Linked DNA regions of Homo sapiens: region 2 is linked to region 1. Evidence: chromatin contacts called from ENCODE Hi-C or POLR2A ChIA-PET data. All regions are on one chromosome and are shown on one strand. Each heading gives the region's core, a stretch centred on a gene start or an enhancer-like site at or near the end of the contact. The rest is flanking DNA. Distances are from core to core; before and after follow the strand shown.

The links. Hi-C counts contacts between places; a loop is a spot of excess contacts on that map. ChIA-PET counts read pairs that join two places held with the same protein, here RNA polymerase II (POLR2A). Pooled maps may share reads with other maps.
Region 2: a loop to region 1 is called in a map of posterior vena cava, with 35 times the contacts of the local background. The contact joins two enhancer-like sites. A Hi-C loop is called at or near these places in 7 of 168 maps with a recorded cell type or tissue (aorta, ascending aorta, cardiac septum and 2 more) and 8 of 50 pooled maps. POLR2A ChIA-PET finds 5 or more read pairs at or near these places in 5 of 52 experiments (MCF 10A, PC-3, PC-9 and 2 more).

Annotation. Positions count from the first base shown.
Region 1 is chr4:168,757,089-168,759,788 of GRCh38, forward strand. The region is part of intron 10 of PALLD (palladin, cytoskeletal associated protein); the gene reads left to right. Among named protein-coding and RNA genes, the nearest start is that of PALLD-AS1, 110 kb to the left of the region's middle. RefSeq lists an enhancer at 806-1,306. Within about 2 kb of position 1,428, at least 4 of the 41 ENCODE cell types and tissues checked have a DNase peak (open chromatin) inside an H3K27ac peak, as active enhancers do; they include ascending aorta, where a contact is called at or near this core.
Region 2 is chr4:168,709,650-168,712,349 of GRCh38, forward strand. It overlaps PALLD (palladin, cytoskeletal associated protein), which reads left to right. Exons shown (of 22, transcript NM_001166108.2): 10 at 1,932-2,274. Among named protein-coding and RNA genes, the nearest start is that of PALLD-AS1, 62 kb to the left of the region's middle. Within about 2 kb of position 1,287, at least 10 of the 41 ENCODE cell types and tissues checked have a DNase peak (open chromatin) inside an H3K27ac peak, as active enhancers do; they include ascending aorta, where a contact is called at or near this core.

The sequences.
Region 1 (2,700 bases), core at 178-2,677:
GGAAGGGGCGGAGACAGAGCCTGAGTGAAGTGTGTTGAAAGAATGAAAGGTAGGAAAGTAGACACCATGAAATACAAACAGATGTTTCAAGGAATTAGCTGTGAGGACAAACAGAAAACTGATACAGTACCCAGCTGGAAATGTTGATTTCCTCAGATTTCTTATCTACAAGGTGAAAAATTTTAGATAACTTCTAAATCCCAATGTATTACATTGCCAAGTCAAAAAAACATCCTAGGGTGAGTGCCTGAAAGGCTAAATTGTGAAAAAGAGTCATTACTCGGGTTGTTGATGTCCTAAATATGATGGTGTCATTACTGACTAGGGAGGGTGCTAGCATCATTTGTATCCAATGCCCATGTAATGATTTGAGATGACAATGGAAACGTTAAGAAATAATTTAAATCTATTATGAGAACAACTCTCATTTATTAGTTTACTTGTAGCCATTTCTGTGATTCAAATGAGCATTATGATTATTTTCTGACAGAAAGAACGAAATCTCAGGACAGTTCCATGTCCATCTGTAATTAGACCTCATGGCCAGAGGGCCACAACAGTGAGGTATGTGACACATCACCTCTGGGCTGCTGTAGCTGGGCGGCATGATGACTAAGTGAAAATGACAACGGCAATAGTAACAGGTGTCACTATACCACTTTAGAATTTACAAAGCCTTTTCATAAAAATTAACATATTTAGGCTGGGTGGGGTGGCTCACGCCTATAATCCCAGCACTTTGGGAGGCCGAGGTGGGAGGATCACCCGAGGTCAGGAGTTCGAGACCAGCCTGACCAACATGGCGAAACCTGTCTCTGCTAAAAATACAAAAATTAGCTGGGTGTGGTGGCGCATGCCTGTGATCCCAGCTATCTGGGAGGCTGAGGCAGGAGAGTCGCCTGAACCTGGGAGCTGGAGGTTGCAGCAAGCTGAGATCACGCAACTACACTCCAGCCTGGGCGACAGAGCGAGACTCCATCTCAAAAAATAATAATAACATATTTAATCATAGGGACCATTTAAAATGCTCTTTCATTTGTATTAAATTAGTTCTCCAACTCTGACAGTTTGAGCATGGTTGGCCCAGCTATCCTGATGGCTCCTTCCTGCTATTTTTTTTTTAATGTTTAAAACTCATCTTTTCAAGCTCAAGAGCTGTTGCTTTGAAGAGGATTTGAATAAGCATCTGAAACTGTTGGCTCAGACATTGATCCAACTCAAATTTCCAAAGCTGCTACCAGAATGCTTTTCCCATACAGATCCAAAATGAATGTGAAATGCTGCCTGTCCTCTTTCTCCTGTCTTCCTTTCAGTGACTCCACTTTCTCCACAGTGGCCCTCCACGTCAGGCAGCCCTTCTAAAGAATCCACTGCTTGGGTGTGTGTGTTCCCCACGTTGCATTCAGAAGGCACATCCATGCATCTCAGGCGTGTAGGTTCTTCAGCATGAATCATGCAAACTTGGTGAACCATAAACCTCTCCCTGTGGATATGAGTTTGTTGGTATTTTAGTCTGCTTGGAAACAGTCTGAGAAACATTAAACCCAGCTTTTTTGAGGTTAGTCCAAATTATTTTTTTAGACTAGAGAAAAAAAAATATTATGTCTCCTAAGGAAACTTGTAACCACGAACAGTAAATTTTAAATGTTTTAGAATGGTTTTCTTTTTCCCCCTCCCACATCCCCCACTTGTGCATAGTTGAAATCCCTAGTTTCTCTCACCAAGAAATACTACATGCTAGACTCACAGATCCATGGGCTGGGCCTGTGCAAATGGATTTCTTAGATTAAAAGTATAAAAACAAGGCTGGGCATGGTGGCTCATGCCTGTAATCCCAGCACTTTGGGAGGCCAAGGCGGATGGATCACCTGAGGTCAGGAGTTCAAGACCAGCCTGGCCAACATGGTGAAACCCCGTCTCTACTAAAAATACAAAAAAAAATTAGCCAGGCGTGATAGCAGGTACCTGTAATCCCAGCTACTCAGGAGGCTGAGGCAGGAGGATCACTTGAACCCGGGAGGCGGAGGTTGCAGTGAGCCGAGATCGTGCCATTGCACTCCAGCCTGGGTGACAAGAGTGAGACTCCATCTCAAAAAAAAAAAAAAAAAAAAAAAATATATATATATATATATATATATATATATATATATATATATAGAAACAATATATGCTCCATTATACTGACCCCACCAATCTTACCCTTTCTCCACTTTTCCAGTTCAATCATCCCCTAAGTATTCGTGTATAGTAGGATTTTAAAATGCACAGTACCATTCATGTGCAGAAAAGCACCTTTATTTATAAAATATGAATTCAACTTGCTCTACTTGGCAGGAAGGTACCTAGACCTCACTCACCTATTCAAGGAAACTGAGTCACTTCCTGTTTCAAACCACAGTTTTTCCAGGTTAACTCAATCTCTGTAGCATTTACCATATCCAGCCTCAAAGGACCCCACCCATCCATCCTTTCTTTGTTCCTTTGGGGAAAGAGGAACCTGTGAGAAGAAGAAAACCACAGGGAAATAAGACTTTGAGTTTGGAGAAGAATAAGAGAGCATTATAAAGTGATAAAACCTAAACATGGTTCATTAGGAAAAAGTGACTGAAATTCTAATCCTGTGCAGGTCCAGGATTATGAGGGAAGCAAAAAGAATGCCACTGACACTAGAATAGAGTATTTCCTGCTGGGCATGGTGGC
Region 2 (2,700 bases), core at 37-2,536, 48 kb before region 1:
AGGGACAAAGCGACTGTCCCAGGAAGAGAGCTCAGCTCAGCCTTCAGGAATCTGGCCACTCCAGGAGTCACCCTAACAATCTAAGTTCATCGTGAAACAAAGGCTTTAGGGGAGGGGAGAAGAAGGAGTGAAGTGGAGATGACAAACAAAAAGATAATGATCGTGTAGCAACTGAACACACAGGGGGCTTTCTTTAAAATCGTGCAGTCTTGGTCTTGGAAACGATGGAGCTGGTTTCCTAACATCCTCCCGCTAACCTAGAATCATATTCACATTGGAAAGCCACCTCTGCATCAGAGGTGCAGTCACTTTCTCAGCAGTGCCAACACATGAGATCTGGAGATACTTGTACAAATAAGCCATTGTCTGATCCACTGTTGAAACTTCTGAAAAGGTAATACAAGATAAGCCTTCTTGTATAAAATGTAATACAAGATAAAACTCAGAGAAGCTGTAAAGGCCTTCAAACTCAAATTTCACTGATAGTCTGTATCAATGATAGTATATAACTAATATGAAAAAGAAAGCAATGTATTGTATTATTGAAGTCAATTTTCAAAAATATATGGATATTTTCTAAACTCAAAAACTTACCACTAGGGAAGGCAATATGAAACAGCTTTTTTTCTTTTTCTTTTCTTTTCTTTTCTTTTTATTTGTCTGTTTTCTAGTTACTAATGAGCATTAGCTTACTTTAATTGCCTCATCTCTGCCATTCATCTTAAAGATATTTTTAAAATATGTTTTTGACCAAGCCTGGAACATAATGTACATAGTAGGGAATCAATAAATGGGTCATTTGTTAAATGATACGGACTTGGAGAGAACAACTGAATTGTACTTGGATTCCTTCAGAAGAGCAAGAACTTGGTGCTAGGTGGCAGCAGAGACACAACCAAAACTTATTTAGGGACCTTAGAGTGGCAACTGTAAATGCTTTTTCATCTTCATTAAGAAAAGAAATGGGAGGGTCATCTTAAGTGGGAAATGGTTTCTGTGAATGACTACTGTAAGTGCTGAAAGAAACCTAAGTGTCAGGATCAGAGTTACAGAGCAAAGAGGACCCCAGCGTTTTGATTCCGAGTTGGCTTCAACACTGTCCCATCAAATGGCCATAGCAGGAGTGCAGTGTTTAAACAATATGGCCAAAACCCTGGGCTCTATAAGTCTGAGTGGCAAAAATTTGTGTGTAATATTTTCCATTTGTTTCTGCAGTAAATCTGCTATAGGTCAAACATAATCAACAAATATTTTATTTCTGAGCTTTTTGTTTACCTCAATAAGCATTTTTGAGTGCATGCCAGGAGCTCTGCTGGGCTGTGTGGGCAAGGTGCAGAATCTAAAAAAGACGTGATCTCAAGATGCTTTCAGCCTATTGAGGGCAACAAATAAAAATCTCTTTCGTACTGAGTTATAGTTGGAGCAATCACCTAATATGGAAAAAAATATTTTTATGAGATTATGAAATTTTACTTGGACTCCAAGGTTTACCTTCCCTAGCTTTAGATGAATATCCACATAAAACCTTTACAGCTTGAGCCAATTTGAGTAGTGACAGCTAGGATGTTCAGTCGGACCCATGGACCAAAACGTGAGAGGACAAAGCATTGTTGGTTGATACTGTTTGTGTTGTCACTTTTTTTGCCAAGTTCTATCTTTAGCTCTTGTTTGGAATTTTTATGATTCGGTAGCTGGGTTCCCCAAATGTGAGCTCAGTCAGGAAATGAAACGGTAGCACTCGTTCAAAACAAGCTTGAAAGAACCAGGCCCTCCAGCTGGCAGTGCTTCTGCGTCAGATGAGAGCAGCACAATCACCTCTTCTTTAACAACTTCACACAACACAGGGATTCTCAGAAGACTCTGACAGTGTGAAATCACTTGTTGAACTAGTGGCATCTTCTTATGTTTTTCCTCTCTTTCCCCTTCCTTAGCCAACACTGAAAACTGTAGTTACGAGTCAATGGGAGAATCCAACAATGACCACTTCCAACACTTTCCACCTCCCCCTCCAATCTTGGAGACAAGTTCCTTGGAGTTGGCTTCAAAGAAACCATCTGAGATCCAGCAGGTGAACAACCCTGAGTTAGGCCTGAGCAGGGCAGCCCTTCAAATGCAATTCAATGCTGCTGAGAGGGAAACGAACGGAGTCCATCCCAGCCGTGGAGTAAATGGACTGATTAACGGCAAAGCTAACAGTAATAAATCTCTTCCAACACCAGCTGTCCTGCTTTCACCCACTAAGGAGCCACCACCTCTGCTTGCCAAACCAAAACTGTGAGTATTTCTGCATGGTTTTATAATAATTTCCATACCCCTGTTACATTTCCTGTCTGGTGAGAAAAAAACTTTTGCCTGTATTCAACTATGTGGCAAGTTGGCCTTGACTCATGGGACCTTGCTGCCAAGTGGTGTCTTTCAACAATATAAAAGACACCTAAAAATAAAGAAGGGAAATGAAAAGCTTGGTGAAATCTGCCCTTTGCTGAAAGCTATAACTGGTTATGGCTGTGAAAATATCTGTGCCCAGTGTGGGCTTCCAACATACAGCTAAGGATGTAGCCACTCCCTGGAGGCCATGGAAAAGGGGGATCTACTTTCAGCCCTTTATTAAAAGCATTTCAAAAAGTGAGTATAAGTACTTTGCATTTGTTACTTTAAATATTAAGTATCAGTAAGAAGATCTGATATAGACAAGCGGGG